2 separate regions of the Homo sapiens genome follow, and region 1 is linked to region 2. Evidence: read pairs that join two places in POLR2A ChIA-PET (ENCODE). Cell type or tissue: GM12878. All regions are shown on one strand.

Region 1 (8,000 bases), 59 kb before region 2:
TTATCCTTGTAAAGGAGAACCAACTTTAGATTAGAAATGGTAAAGTAAATATTGACAAAGGAAAGCAGGTCCAAGATAGGCGGACTATCTGCTGGCCCAGACAAATTACATCATAGGATCCTGAGAAAACTGACATTTGAGATTCCTGAATCACTATCTTTGACAAATCATAAAGGGAAGGAGCAGAATCAACAGCTGCTGGGAATGTGCAAACATCACTGCAAATACCAAAAAGAGGAAGAAAGTGGATTGTACACACTATTAACTAGTAATTTTGATATCAGTCTAAAGAAAAATTAAAGAATGGGTCATTAAATAGTGGGTTGTAAGGAGTTACAAAGGAACATGGTGTGATGTTTAGAAGCCAGCGTGGGTTCACTCAAAGCCAAGTTATTAAAAACAAGTTTGTTACACTTATTTCTGTTTGAAATATAATTTCTAATTCAAAGCAATACTTCAGAGCAGAGATCTGCAAACTATGGCCCTTGGGCAAATCTTACCATGCCAATTTGTTTACCTATTGTCTTTGGCTGCTTTCCAGGTACAATAGCAGAGTTGAGTAATTGCAGAAGTGTCCCTGCAAAGGCTAAAATAATTATTACTTGGCCTTACACAGAAAAAGTTTGCCAACCTCTGCTCTAGAATCTAAATCCATTTTTTAAAATTTTAATATGCCTACAAATTACCTGGGGATCTTGCTAAGATGCAGATTATGACATAGTAGTTCTGGGGCGGAGTCTGATATTCAGCTAGTTCTCACAAGCTTCCAGGTGAAATCAATGTTGCTGGCGCTTAGATCACATTTCAATCTAGTGAGGATCTAGATTTCAAAAAGATATTTAGCAGATTCACCCATTTTAAGACAACAAAGAGAGTAAATAAATTATGAGTTAGAAGTCACTTCAGTTGGTTAGAATCTTGTTTAAATGATAGTGTTCATGAAGTGTTAGGCAATCAATGTCACCTTGGAGAGAAGTTTTTCTGGTCATTTCAAAATGATTATCTTATCATCATTTCCTTGTATGGAAATATTAGCTCAGTGGTGGTATTTGATGGGAGCAATAATGGGCTTGATAACTCATATGTTTAGATGACCAATATCAACTGGGTTGGTCTGCGGGACAGTTCCTCTGTTGGGCGACAGTTCTCTCTGTGTCTCATATTTCTATACATTTTGTCAGCAGAGGCACTGACTGCCTTTTGTTCTCAACTCTGGAACAAAGGGCAGCTTTGCTTTCTGCCTCTTATAAAAGATTCAGGTTCCCTAAGCTCAGTATTCCTTTCCTGGAATGCAGTCCACTGCTTCTGCAGGCATCCATTCGAGCCCATCTGCATCACCTGCTTGACTTGGGGACAAGGGGAAATGACACCAACATCATGCTTAGGCTGCTTGCTGTTCTATGAGTGGTAAAATCCTTTGGCTCTGATCCAGGACTCTTTTTTTTTTTTTTTTTTTTTTTTTTTTTTACAACATCTGTGGCAACACTTTAATGAGTTAAAAAGAAAGAGACAATAACATTCTATTACAATGCTCTTCCAAAAGTTTTTGGCAAAAACAAAACAAAACAAAACAAAAACCTTCAACTATTGAGGATCCCCAAACACTGACATCATCTTCTCCTGACATCCAGCCATCCACATCGTCATAGCTCATTCATCCAGGATCCAGGACTCTTGAGCCTTCTGCCAGCATACTTGAATGTGTGGCAGGCCGACTTGTCATCTTGAAAGTGTGGTAATCTCAGACCCTTCACCAACTTAGACTCTTTCCCAATAGTCGTAACACAGGTTCCCAATCACTGACTTTCCCCTTCCTCTGCACCCATCTTCCCCTCATTTTAGTAAAATTCTTCATGTTCTACAAAACAGAGAAAAGAGAAAGTCTTACATGAAAATGTCTTCAACTTTCCAACATCAAGCATTCAAGCCTATGTTCATCTGTACCTACTATAACCTCTGCTCTTCTTTTACAATAAAGAGATACCTACCCTCTGCTGTTCTACAAGTTAAACCCTCTAGCTGTGCTAGGGCTCCTTCCCTGCTGCCTCTTTAGTTGCAACAGGTAAAATTCCTTCTCTTTACTAAATCTCTATTCCTGTGACCCCCTTTTGCCTCTTTTCTATGAATTTTAAGAATCCTCAAGATTCTTTCAAAACAAAGCAAACAACAAAACCAAAAACAACGAACTCCATTTACCACACTTTCATTCTTCTTACATTGCTGCTGTTGTTTCTCTCCTCCTCTTTACAGCTAGACTTCTGGAAAGACTTGTCCAAATTGCCTCTTTTCCCTCCTTACTCAGCCCTCCATGTACTCCAATTTAACTTTCACACTAGTCATCTATTGAAATTGTTTTCATCTAGCCTTCAATAAGCTTCAATCTATAGTCTACATTTCTTAACTTATTTTCTGTAGCAGTAAATCACCACACCAAGCTATATGCTGAGGACTACTCAGCTGTTTTCACTGTCCAGACCCTATTCTGAGTTTCAGTCCCATAAATCCAGCTATCACAGTATCTCTAGTTGGAGGCCTTGCAGATACCTCAAACTCATCATCTTTCCCAAGAAAAATGAGTCTGTGCATCCCCAGTTCCACTCTGGCTCAGTAATTGGCTCTATGATCTCCTGTTTGGTCAAGAATCACTTAACTCAGAAAACTAAGAAACTGTTCTTCCTTCTGTTTTGACACTCTCCCCACAAACTTAATTGAACAGTCTACTAGTCTAGTTTTCAAATACGTTTTGAATCTGTTCTGTTGGTCCATCTTGATGACTAAGATCCCATCGCCTTAGCCCAGATCATCTTCTGCCTGGAGTCCTGAATAGCCTCCTGCTTAGCCTGCCTCACTCTAATCTTCTGCTTTAATGTGTTCTCTAAAGTACACACGGAGTGATTCTTACCTAACCACAGAGAGCACTGTGCCAGTTCTATTGCCCCTCCCCACACCCATGGCTGCATAAACTCTTCCAGTGTCTTCCTCTTGCTTTGAAGTGAAGCCCAAACTCCTTACCATGGATTACTAGGCTTTTCTGATTCATCTGTCTTTTAACTTCATCTCTCACAGCTGCACTCCTCACGTTCTGCTCTTCGCTTTCAGTTTCTATATGTTCTTCTTGCCTTCAGTGCCTTTATAGTCTCTTCCCTCTGCCTGTTTCCTCTCCCTTCCCTTCTTCTGTTCTGACTCCTTTGCCTGGTTAACTCCTTTTCTTCTTTCAGTTTTCATCTTAATTGCTTTCACCTCCCTATTAAGCACTCTCATAGCTCACTGTAATGTTCATTTTGAACATTATCATTTTATTGTAATTGCTTAACTGTCTTCTCTAAAAAACGTTGAGGGCATTGATTGTGTATGTGTCATTCACCTCTGTGTCTCATCATCTAATAGGGTCTGGCATGGTAGTCACTAAGTAGGTATATGTTGAATGTGTCAGTGACAAATCAAAATCTGAAAAGATAATAGGCCAAATCTAATAAGCTAATGTTTAATATAAGTGTAGAAGACCCTTAATTTTGGCCTGAAAAAAATCACACTTTTTTGAGAATGAGATGATAGAGGTATTTTTTGATCAAAGTATTAAAGTTAGAGAGGAACCAGGTAGAACTGCTTTCTCTGGTGGGAACTGTTTATGGCATACACTATTATGACATAAACCATATATTCACCTTTTCCCCTCGGCACCAGTAATATAGGATACATGGTACTCAATAAATGTTTGCTTAATTAAATGTAATGTCGTTAGGACAAGCCAGCTGCCATTCCTGTAAGGCCTCACTGAGTGACATTGCTTTAATGGGATCACCACAATCCAGGAATAGGTCCATATCTTTACATATCCAGAAATATCATCAGCACACCTTAGTGTGGTTATGTTCTAGGAGACTGATGTCAACTAGTCAGTGTGCTATCTTCCTGTCAGAAATGCTACTTGGAAAACAAAATTATTACTAAAAGTTTTCTTGACAAGCATGGTGTATTATTCTGTCCTTGCATTGCTATAAAGAAATACCTGAGACTGGGTAATTTATAAAGAAAAGAGGCTTAATTGGCTTATGGTTCTGCAGGCTATACAGGAAGCATAATGGCCTCTGCTTCTGGGAGGCCTCAGGGAGCACTTACTCATGGTGGAAGGCAAAGCAGGAGCAGGCACTTCACATGGTGAAAGCAAGAGCAAGACAGTGAGCAAGGTAGGAGGTACTACACACTTTTAAACAACCAGATCTCACAAGAACTAACTATCATGAAAATAACACCAAAGGGATGGTGCTAAACAATTCATGAAGGATCCACCCCCGTGATCCAATCACCTCCCACTAGGCTCCACCACCAACATTGGAGATTACAACTCAACATGAGATATGGGTGGGGACACAGAGCCAAATCATAGCACGTGATCTCAGACTAGAGAGAATTAACTGGACAATGTCAGTGGCTAGTATTATCCAGCTCAAATAGTTGGATGCCTCTGTCTTCACAATAGTGTACCGTGCCTAATAAACAAAGCAGCATGTTCCTGTCAGCTGCTAGACCATAACTGCTAAATGTTTGATTTGGGCATGTTAAGATCCTTAGTCTGTGAAGGTCTAGTTGTAAAGGGGAAAGTATAGTCAGAGGAGAGGAAAGAGGCCCTTGCTCACCAATCCACCACCACTTTCTTTCTAACTACCCTTCCCTAGGCTCCTAATGTCTCTTTCTTTCTTTCTAAAAGTTTTCTCAGTTATGTATCTTGACATTCATGCTTATAATGTCATATTCTTTGGAGACTATATACCCTGACCATTTTGTTGAAATTTAGATGTGTCCAGAATTCCCTATACCACCTCTTTATAATTTGTTGCTTAGGATTTGTTGACCAGTCTCACTCATTAAATATTGGTTTGACATCATTTTATTCTTGAAGAATAGACTTTTCACTAACTGTTTAAGATATCACTATATACTGACCACAGGACAAAAGATGAAGATAGCCTGGAGGTTTAGATTGACAGTAATCTTTTTTTTAAAATGATATTTCCATTAATACAAGTTCAGAAGAAGGGAGTTGTCAAAGTATAATTTTCGAAAAGTTAAGAACATGATTTTCTTATACATACAGAATGAACACCTGTCAAACATTTATTTAACTGAATAATGAGGAAACCATCAGGATGGTAAAGCTAGTTCTGGGGAGATTATAAAAATGGGGGTTACCCAGGCCATTAGAAAAGCATACTGAAATAAGTATGCTAAATTAGAGACAAAACTGGCCAATGCCTACAGGGCAATAAAACCATAGTTATTGTGGTTATTTTTTCTACTAGACAGAAACCATTTCCATCACTACTGAACAAAACTCTGTAAGTTAACATATACTTTTATAGTCTGAATCTTAACCAATAGTAAATAGAAGTTAAACAAAGGTGGTTAAGTAAACCTTGGATTGGCTGATAGATAATACTCCAAGATGACATTAAAGGGACATGCTGTCCTCTTGTTGCCTCATTTCCAAGTTTTGGTCAATTGTTAATAAGTGAGATTGACCCATAAATGTGGAGCCTTAAATTTATCTGGGTGAGTGTACGTCTAAGAGAAAGCTCAGAACCCTGCCCTAAGAGGAACAGTGGAGGAACTGAGGACTTTTGTCCTAGAGAAAACTTACTGTAGGGTCTAAAATGCTAACTTCAGCATTACTCTTAAAATATAACCCTGAGGAAATAGCTGAAGAAGGCATAGATTTTATTTACACCATTCAGGAGCATCATTTAAAAGGCCATCACCAGGAAGGAGGGTGAGACCTGCCCTAAATTGCTTCAAGGGGAAGACAGAGCAGCAGTGATAGTGATTTGGAAGCAATATAAGAAAGAGCTTTCTCTTCATGAGAAAGCTTCAGCCAGACCACTGTTTGCCTGAAGAGCAAGGGTGTCTTCTCTCTGGGAGATTCTCTGGCAAAGGCACAGCCATCACAGTTCCCATCTGTATATAATGCTGTCCTACTTCATAGAATTGTTGTGAGGATTACCTAAAATAACACAAAGTCCTTAATACAGTATGCAGCATAAGTACTGCATAAATGTTAGCTTTTATTATTTTAATAATAATTGCGATGACTTCCCCAAAACTTAATTATGGTGCTCTTGTCAGAATGAATGCATCATGGCTGACTCATTTCCTAATGCAACTGAAAAGTAGGTTTCAGCGTTATATAAGGACGTGAGGGAGACAGAGAGAGGGGTTCGCACTTTAGATGAGGACTAGACCAGGGTATCTCTAAGATCCCTTTCAAAACTGATATTCTTTATTCTGTGAAAACTGAGTTAATGCAGTATCCTGGAGACAAATCTAAAAAGTCAATTTTAATATCTGTGTGATCTTTGTAGTTGTTGCAGCAAAACCTCTTGATAACATTTTCTATTTCAAAAATTTCATAATTTCACTTTAGTTTTGCCTTTTTTTTGCATGTCCTATTGCTGAGAGAAGCACATTCACAGTTTTGTTGTCTTGCTGTTATTTGGGGCTTTTTGTTTGTATTTTGATGCAGCTAAATCTATCTAAGATTTAACACTCTTTCTTTCCACTAAAGTCATTGAAATACATTCACCTAGTCATTCACATCTGAGGTGTAAATGGATTTTCTGAAAGTTTTTTCAGGAGACAACGAAAGCCAGTCAGTTTGTGACTTGACTTCTTCAGGTGTTGCAATCAGAAAGCTTTATACACCATCCCAATTGCAAGGATGCTAAATCTATGTCTTACCTTGAATCTGCAAGGAGGAGGTAACATCTTTTGCTAGAAGTGCTTATCTCCTACCACTTTGGTTTTATCCATTTTCAGGAGAATTTACTTAGGAAAGAGAAAAGAGAAATAATTAAATTGAGCTGCATATACTCAAAAGAAAATAACATGTTTATTTAATTTTCTAGCTTTCAGTGATTGTTGCTGATGCAGTTTAAATGTTTAGCTCACCCTTTTTACCACTGATATTTGCAAAAACTTGACTCTAAAAAAATGTATCTGCCATATGACATGAAGGCTTACTTCTTAATTTGTTTTATGTTATCAAAAAGACATACTGAGCCTGAAACTCCTCTCAGATTTACTCTTAAAATACAACCCTGAGGAAATAACTTAACAATGCAAAGATTTTATTTACACCATTCAAGAGCACAGGCTCTGGAGTCAAGGGGAGGTTCAATTCCTGGCATTGCTTCTTCCTACTTCACTCAGTCTCTCTGAGGCTCAGCATTCTTACCTAGTAGATGGGATAATATAATAATAGTACCTATGTCAGAGAGTGTGAGGATTACATAAAATAACATAGCTAAATCCTGGGTACAATATCCAACATAAGTACTACATAAATGTTAGTTTTTATTATTTTAATAATAATCATGATGACTTTACTAAAAATTATGGTGCTCTTCTCAAAGTGAATGCCTCCTGGCTGACTCACTTCCTAATACAACTGAAAAGTAGGTTTCAGCATTATACAGTGATTCACTCTTAATGAACCTGAACAGCTATTCTTGAGAAAATAAGAAGGAATATTAAATCCAGAATTAGCAAATCCTTCCTATTTGCTAGGAAACTTTTACTATTTTGGGAACAAATGTTATAAGTCCTTGGAAGAGCTGCAAAGAAACTATCATGTGTCATTGACTATCCATTAGAAGTATTCAGGGAGAAAAACCTGTGGATAACAACACTTTTCTATCTCACTGATTTTCTTTAGTATCATTATGTTGAATTCTTTTTCAGGCATTTCATAAATTTCCTTCTCCTTTGGATCTGTTACCAGAGAATTATTATGTTCCTTTGAAGGTGTCATGTTTTCTTGCTTTTTCATATTTTTTGTCCTTACTGCACATCTAGCATAACAGTTGCTTCTTCCAATTTTATAGATTGGCTTTAGTAGGGAAAGAATTTTTCCTATAGATATATCTATAGTGTTGGTTTGGTAGGTTGCCTTGGCTTTGATTCTGGATGGGCACAGTATTGTAGTCTCTGTATTTCTTCAGCTGTAA
Region 2 (8,000 bases):
TCTCAAACAAAGTGATACAATAATATTCTTTAGAGATTTTTGAACTATTTTTGGTTTGGATTTTTTATTCAGAATATGGTATCTGAAAATCATTGCTAGCATATCTAGACTTTGCAATCAAAATTTAGAAAGTCCCCAGGGTTCTAGACAGCAGGTATGAAATTAAAGATATTAAAGCTTCTCTGAAAGATCTCCAGCTTGACCCTCAAGTATCATTCATCTTAATGATATGCCAGATGTTCACCCTGATACTCTCATGCTCTATTCCTCCTCTTCTTCCTCCACGTCAAATGTTTTTAACCACAATCTACATTTAGAAATATATTTTACAATGTGATCCAGAATTGATTTTGTAGCTCACTAATGGGTCACAACCCAAGGTCTAAAAAAGATTGCTTTATAGCTTGCTTAGCGAGAAGGTTTTACCTTCTTCCTCAAATAGTCACCACGTAGGCTTTGGCTTCTGCTGTCCCTTTTTCAGTGGATTTTTTTTTTTTAGATGGAGTCTCACTCTCACTCAGGCTAGAGTGCGGTGGCATGATCATAGCTCACTGCAGCCTCCAACTCCTGGGCTCCAACCATCCTCCTACCTCAGTCTCCTGAGTAGCTGGGGCTACAGGCCTGAGCCACCATGCCTGGCTAATTTTTAAAAATTTTTTTGTAGAGACGGGGGCTTCGTTATGTTGCCCAGGCTGATCTTAAACTCCTGGCCTCAAGCAATCCTCCCACCTCAGCCTCTCAAAGCACTGGGATTACAAGTATGAGCCACTGCACCAGGCCTTCACTGAACTTTAACCCAAATTTCTGATACCATGTAGGAAGCAGAGCTAAATTAAGACTTAAAGTGATTCTTAATTTGCATAAGATTTCTTTTATTTAGATTATTATTTTATTCAGCTTATGTAACAGTTTTTATACCTTTTTTGATTTACTCAACACATTTTCAATAGTAATAATAGCAGCAAACATTAATTGGGCATTTAATAGGTAAACATTGTGCAAAGTGCTAGTTACATAAAGTTTACTTTAAAATACTTCTCTGTGGACAGTGTGGTAATTATGTATGTACTTGTTAGTTTAGACTTCAGTGCCAGGAACAGCCAATTGCTCTAACAGAAAATTTTCACTGTAGTGTTCAGCCACAACTTTATCAGAAGGGAAATACTCACTCCAGAGGCAGCTACAACAAATACTTTTGTTATATCTCTATCAACCAGAGACCTTACTAATTAGCATAATGAATACAGAAATTCATTATTTTGATTGGTGAAATTACTGACTTGTTACTTTGCATGATAAATGTAATAAATGGGTTCTCATTGATATCTGGACTGCCTAAAAGTTTGAGAGAGACTTCCCACTTGCTATAAGAATCTGGCAAATCCCATAGTCTACATATGAAACCATCAGGGATGTGCGGGAGTGATCCCTACCTCATTTTGTGTCCAGCTACTGTTGGGAGGATCTGTGGTTTCCTGAATCTGACTGGAAGATCACCAAATTCTGCTCTGGAATGTCATTACGTAGCTTTGAGGGACCCTCTCATGCAAGGTGCTCTGAGAGCACCTAAAAGGTCCAAGCTGAGACTGCCATTTTATAGGGTAGGTTGCATAAAATATTTTTGTGTTGAACTACTAGTGTATGTTGAGTTTAAAAAAAAAAAAAAACTTCTATGGGGGCAACAACTTACTTTCATTAAAACCTGCTGGCAAAATTATAGTAGTACAGCTAAGCTTCACCTACCTTAAACTTCCTTTGGCCTTGTCTGCTGGAATACCTTATCTCCTGCTTATACCTTATCTGCTGGAAAGAATCCAGAACTTATACATGACCAGCTTGGTGTAGGTCACTTCCCATAAATACTTTGTGGGCACCAGCTCACATGACTTCCACAATCACACTAGATAAGGGAAGTTCCCAAGTGATCCATGACTTGCCCAAGTCACATGATGCCAAGTGGCAGAGCCAGAAATCAAGCCCAGGCCTAGCTATTAGCCACCATGCTAAGCTGTAGTGAGAGTTCTGCAGAAAGAGCCCTGTGCTGTGAAACATCTCAACCCTGTGGTCCACTGGCTATGAAAAGTTCAGACTAGATGATCTCTGGGGCTCTTCTAGCTCTACTATTCAGTAATTCTGATTTTGAAGGGCTTAAGTATGTAGCTTTAGAATCTTGAGCCCTTTGGATGGACACCATAGACCAGCATTTCTCAAAGAGTGATCCTCAAAATTATAGCACATTGTTTCTTAAAAGAAATAAAAATTTAAAAACAAAACAGATTTGCTCAAGCCTACTGATTCTGAATTTTAAGGATAAAACCCTGATGTCCGACACATGTAACATATTTCAAAAGAGGGTATCATGCACATTAAAGTTTGAAAGCCACTCATTATTGCCATCTAGAGTCACCTCTCAGGTTTCAGATGTGCTAGCTCATGTACCCAGATTCTTAGGAAGCTTTGATCTAGCAGAATATTCAGTCAGGTTTTGTGTAGGTGCATTTTGATGACAGTAGGAACCAGTTTCAGTCAACTCTGGGTGGTTGGTTGTTGTTTTTCTTACTTAAGACTGGCCACAATATACCCCACTTTGAAATACTTTATATTCCATCATCAGCCAAAAGAATATCCTTATGACATAACTACTTATGACATACTACTAAGTATTGTATAATAATAAGCAATCATTTAAAACAAATGCAGTAGGCCCGGACCCTAATTTCCAGGAATCACCTTCTTCCTCATTCCATGGTTTCAATATATGATATTGTGGTCCTGTCTAGGAAGGATAAAAACCTGGCTCCAGTTTTTCTAATTTGTAGCTGTGGTTACCACATTTTGCCTAACTTCGAATGTCCTTTTGAGTTTCATTTGTATTAATCTGGTTAAACAACAGTATTTGGATGTAAAAGTATGCCAGTATTTTATTAATATAAGGTATAATCTAGGCCAGGCACGGTGGCTCATGCCTGTAATCCCAGAACTTTGGGGGGCGGAGGCTGGTGGATCACCTGAGGTGAAGAGATTGAGACCATCCTGGCCAACATGGTGAAACCCTGTCTCTACTAAAAATACAAAAACTAGCCAGGCGGGGTGGCAGGCACCTGTAATCCCAGCTACTTGGGAAGCTGAGGCAAGAGAATCACTTGAACCCGGGAGGCAGAGGTTGCAGTGATCCAAGATCATGGCACTGCACTCCAGCCTGGGTGACAGAGTGAGACTCCGTCTCAAAAAAAAAAAAAAAAAAAAAGTATAATCTGAACAAAAGAGAACCACCCATTTAGTGCCCAAAATACCTAGCACTCCCTCCAGAAGCAGCTTGCTTTCTTTAAGATCATGTCTTCCTGGCAAGCTGAGGGCAAAACTGAAGCATATTTAAAATAAATTCAGAATGCCATTTGAAAGTTATCCTTATATAAATCCCTTTATGAAAGGGGACCTAGGTGATTTTTTTAAAACTCTTACAACACAATTATTACTGTAGAAAGATTTTTTTAAAACAAAGAACAGGAGATGGAATCACTGCTTCCCAGAAGTCAGTGTTCTGAAAGGGGCAGTAGACCAAATATGATCATGAGCACTTACCAAGAATACAGGGCTTGTAAACAGATGAGGCCAGTGGGAGTTTGGGCAGCATCGGCGGGAGGGAGTTTCAGTTCCCAGGGCAGTCCACAGCATCACCATCTGCAGTGTTTTAGAAGTGCTGCACACCTCATCCTGAATGATCTCAGTGACAAGCCCCTCCCTGGCCAGTCCTGGTAGACTGCTAAATTTGAGCCCCATAATACTATTTCATAATGCTACTTCTTATAATAATAATAACAACAACAGCAACAATAATAATCCTAATAGCTATCATTTTGGGGATGCTCACTCTATGCCAGGTACTATACTAGGTACTTCCCATACACTGTCTCACTTGAAACCTCTAACCACCCTTCGAGATAGTTATTTTAACCTCATTTGAGTCAGATGTGGAAACTGAGGGGGGTTAGGGTAAGATCATCTGCTTATATAGCTGGTGGGTGGTACAGTGAGGATTTAAACTCAGGTCTCTAATTTCAAAGCCCACGTCCTTTCCATCACACCACCCAGCCCTCTAGATGTACCTATGAGTGGCGTGTTAGCTATCTGATGCTTGCTCAGCCTGAGTGATGGAGCAGGAACAAGAGGGGCCAAGTGCTTGCATGTGTCAGCTTCATTCTAGCTAAGCTCTACCTGCAGTTGTCACCTACAGCTCAATGGCAAGGAGACATGAAAAATCCCACATATTGTACAGTGGCACCTCACAGTATATTGAATCCTTGTCACTGCGCTTCCTAATGACAGCTCTTAGCATTAGAAGCTTTTAATTCCATAGTTTCCTATTAATTTCAAACTAAAAAATACCTTATAATAGAGATGGCTCTAAAGAGATTAATTTTACCCATTAAAAATCAACTCACATGCCCTCAGTGCTCCTGAAAGGGGAATTCCAAAGTAATGAGGGGCACACTTTCTGTTGTTCTGGAGCTTGTCCCTTCTGATGAAGACTTTGCCACATCCAGAAGACCAGAACAGCCTGTTTCCTGGAAATCCCTGTTCATCTGTGCACTCGCTGTCAGTTGCAGAGGGATTTGTTTATTATTATTATTAATATTTAGAAAGTTTACCTCTAGCAGTACTAAAATGTGCATCACAAAACAACACTCATTTACTGCGTTTGAAGTGAAGACTCTCACCCAGGAGAGCCCATCCACTTAAAGTTTGTATCTCTCAATTTCAACTTGCAAACAGAGATCGATAAAAAACAATTGTCCTTTCAGAGTTGCATCTCTCCAATTATTTATTTGGTCATGTCTCTTCCTAGAAGTTCTCTTAATTGAACCAGACACTAGAAACCAGGTTGAGTGTCTTTAATGACAGCCCGCTCCATGCTTCTTTGCAGTAAAGAATACATGAGCCTACAGCTGCAAAGCAAGGGTAACAGTTTCCCCTTGTATGTCCCCATTTACAGCCCCATCCAAACAACTCCAGCCAGAAATTAAAGTTAGCTACCCACTTTTTCAAGCTATGGGGTACCCAGTAGGTTTTTGACAAGTTACCCTAGGGGCAGGAGGAGATATAAAATTGGACACAACTCAAAAGATTCCTGGGCCCCAGGAAGCCAGCTGATTTGGAATGTCATCTGTACCGAAGCTGAGCATGTTAATGAAATTGTAGCTGTGACACTTCCCAGGGCTGCCTTTGCTACAAGTTTGCTCTATACAGTGCCAATGAAAAGATGCTTTTAAAACATAATCTACATCATCCATTCATTCATTCAGCAAGTGTTTATTTGGTACTTACTATGTGCCCTGCTCTAGGCTGTAGGGGGACAGCAGTGAACAAAACACCAAAAAAGTTCTTGCCCTCATCTAGCTTCCAAAATTTCTAGTGGGAATAAGCAGACACTTGAATATACAGGACATCAGATGGTGGTAAGCAATGGAGAAAAAGAAAACCAGAAAGGAGAATCAGGAATGCCAGGGTGGAGATGAGAAGGTTTCAGCCTTAAAGGGCACATTGGGTCAAAATACCTGAAGGAAATAGGGAGCAAGCCTGTGGATATTTCGGGGAAGGAGATTCCAAGGAGAAGGAACAGTGAAGGCAAAGACCTGAGGCAGCAGTGCGCTTGGCATGTTGGAGGAAGGAGGAGGAAGCTCACCTTGGGAGCAGAATGAGTGAGAGATAGGAGACCGGGGAATGGTAATGGGAGAGGGGCCAATAATATTGTGTTAGGCCTTATTGGCCATTGTAGGGACTTGCCTCTTACTCAGAATGAGAGGGGAAGCCATTGGGGGTTTTGAATTGATGAGGGACAAGATCTCACTTCTACTTTGAAAGGATCCCTATGGTTGTTCTGTTAAAAGTAGACTGGGGTTTTGTGGGAAGGTGTGGCAGTGAGAAAGGAAGACTCAAGAGAGAGGCTTTTATCCAGACAAGAGTTTAGGGTGGTTTGGTCAAAGGTAATAGGGGTGGAAGAGTTGAGAAGCTTTGGATTTGAGATCCATTTTGAACACAGAACTAATAGGAATTGCTGGTGAATTGGATATGTAGGTAAAAGAAAGGAATTCAAGATGTTTGGCCTGAGGGGTGTAAGGATCCATTTACTGGCTTAGGGAAGACTGCAGAGGAGCAGATGTTAGTGGTTGAAAGTCATGTGGGAACAGATCAAGAGTTTGGATTTGCACATGTGAAGTTTGATATGTCTTTTTGACATCCAGTGGAGTCTGGAATCCTGATCCAGGCTGAAGTTTGCAGGCTATGGATGTTATTTTAGACTATCAGATTGGATGAGATCACTAAGGGAATGTGTAGAGAAAAGAGCTCCACGGACTGAGAACCTGAGATTCTCCAGAGGACAGAGAGGATATGGAATTATTTTAATAATGAAATGATATGAAAGTCTAAATCAGCCAGACCTATAGACACCCAAACTTGCAAGCCCGTATTCTTCTCCTATCCCACAAGGTTGAAGTGAACATTAAATCACAAAGCAGATGTGAAGACACTTTGAAGTATTAGAAGAAGAGTCTGGCAGTTATTTGGTACCGCCCATGTGCTAGGCACTGCATTAGGCACTTAATTTGCCTTATTAATGCATGTAATCTTTACAATAGCCCTGCACAATAGCTATGCTTGCTCTCATTGTCCAAACTAGAAAACCAAGCCTCAGAGAGGTCAAATAACTCACCCCAGTTCACATAGATAGCAGAGCTGGTGCACCATGGCTGAATTGTCTACCTCCAGAGTCCTCTGACTCCACCGCAATACCAGACCTGGCTCTTTAACCTGGCCCACATTAGAATCACCTGGGAGCTGTGCCGTACTAGTGATGTCAGGACCCTGCCCAACACCTGTTAACTCAATCTGTCAGGATAGGCCCAGGCAGCATAGTTTTTAGAAGCCACCCAGGTGATTCCAATGTGTGGCGGAAGCTGAGAACCACTGCATTTAGACTCGTTTACTCTGTATGCATTTATGTTCTACTAGGTTCCAAAAAGAATGCGAGATGGGTTGTACCTACCCATTGGTTACCAAAACTGACCATTTGTGTACTAATTCTGAACACCAGAATTAGTTGTGTCATAATTAGGTATGTTAAATATTCAGAAGAGAAAACAGAGGAGAATAGAAAAACATAATTATTTTCAGAAGTGACTTCCAGGGTTTTTTAAATTTCTTCTGCCTAGAAGTCTTCTAAATGAGGTCCTAACTGCCAAATGTTTATAATTGTTGAGAATAAATAAAGGCCAAGAGTAGATTATCAGGACATCATCTAGGTTAGATAAATCACAGAAACCTGAGTCAACCTTTTTAAGAGACATGGATCTAAGAACAAATAAGTCTGGTTTTTAATCCCCAAATCAAAACTGCCTCATTCTTTTATGTAGAAGAAATCTCTTCTGAGGCTTTTGTTCAACATAAACACAGTACCATGAAAAGGAAAATTACCACTGGAAGGTAATTAAAGGTCATGTTGACAAAACAAAACAAAATGTATATTAAAAATCGTTAATGTGCATTTGGGTCACAGCCTACTCACATTTACTTTTTAACTAACATTTGGAAGCCTTCTGAAAGTTCCAGTGTCTAAAGATGAAATTATCAATGCAGCCTTTTAGGGAAAACTACATCTAGGTTGTGGGGCAGTGGCAGAGTCAACGAAAGCTCATGTCATACCATCCAGCTTTGCTTTGCATCAGACTCAATAGGTTCAAGTGTTTTTCTTCATTTATATAAAAATACATCTAAAAAACTCTGTAAAATTGGACAACAGTTCCAGAGCCAGTCAGAAGAGGCCAGTTCTGTGTTGGTGACTATGTTAAATATATTCTTTTGACCTTGTGTTATTTTTGTCATATGAAATTCTCATTCTATTTTTGATGTTTTCACATCCTGTGAGTGTGAACATTAGCCAGATTGTCTCTTTAGAAGACTAAACAACTCTTCATTCACAGCCTAGAAAAGGAAAAAGTAAT

What was found. ChIA-PET counts read pairs that join two places held together with the same protein. Peaks named below come from ENCODE experiments on the same cell type or tissue, not always from the same donor. Only the 100,000 strongest peaks of a DNase experiment are listed, where the experiment ranks them.
Region 1: POLR2A ChIA-PET joins it to region 2 with 27 read pairs; 3 of 35 experiments call an interaction of 5 or more read pairs at or near these places.

Annotation. Positions count from the first base shown.
Region 1 is chr4:146,328,719-146,336,718 of GRCh38, reverse strand. All of the region lies in intron 5 of SLC10A7 (solute carrier family 10 member 7), which reads left to right. Among named protein-coding and RNA genes, the nearest start is that of MIR7849, 76 kb to the left of the region's middle. RefSeq lists enhancers at 2,596-2,685, 2,696-2,745, 2,866-2,935, 3,016-3,125, 6,629-7,828. In GM12878, no CTCF peak of the experiment used is centred here; a DNase peak (open chromatin) is centred at 3,168; H3K4me3 peaks cover 1,703 bases; H3K27ac peaks cover 1,157 bases.
Region 2 is chr4:146,269,448-146,277,447 of GRCh38, reverse strand. All of the region lies in intron 10 of SLC10A7 (solute carrier family 10 member 7), which reads left to right. Among named protein-coding and RNA genes, the nearest start is that of REELD1, 59 kb to the right of the region's middle. RefSeq lists an enhancer at 3,698-3,907. In GM12878, no CTCF peak of the experiment used is centred here; DNase peaks (open chromatin) are centred at 3,657, 4,007, 5,847, 7,967 and 3 weaker places; H3K4me3 peaks cover 2,480 bases; H3K27ac peaks cover 6,745 bases.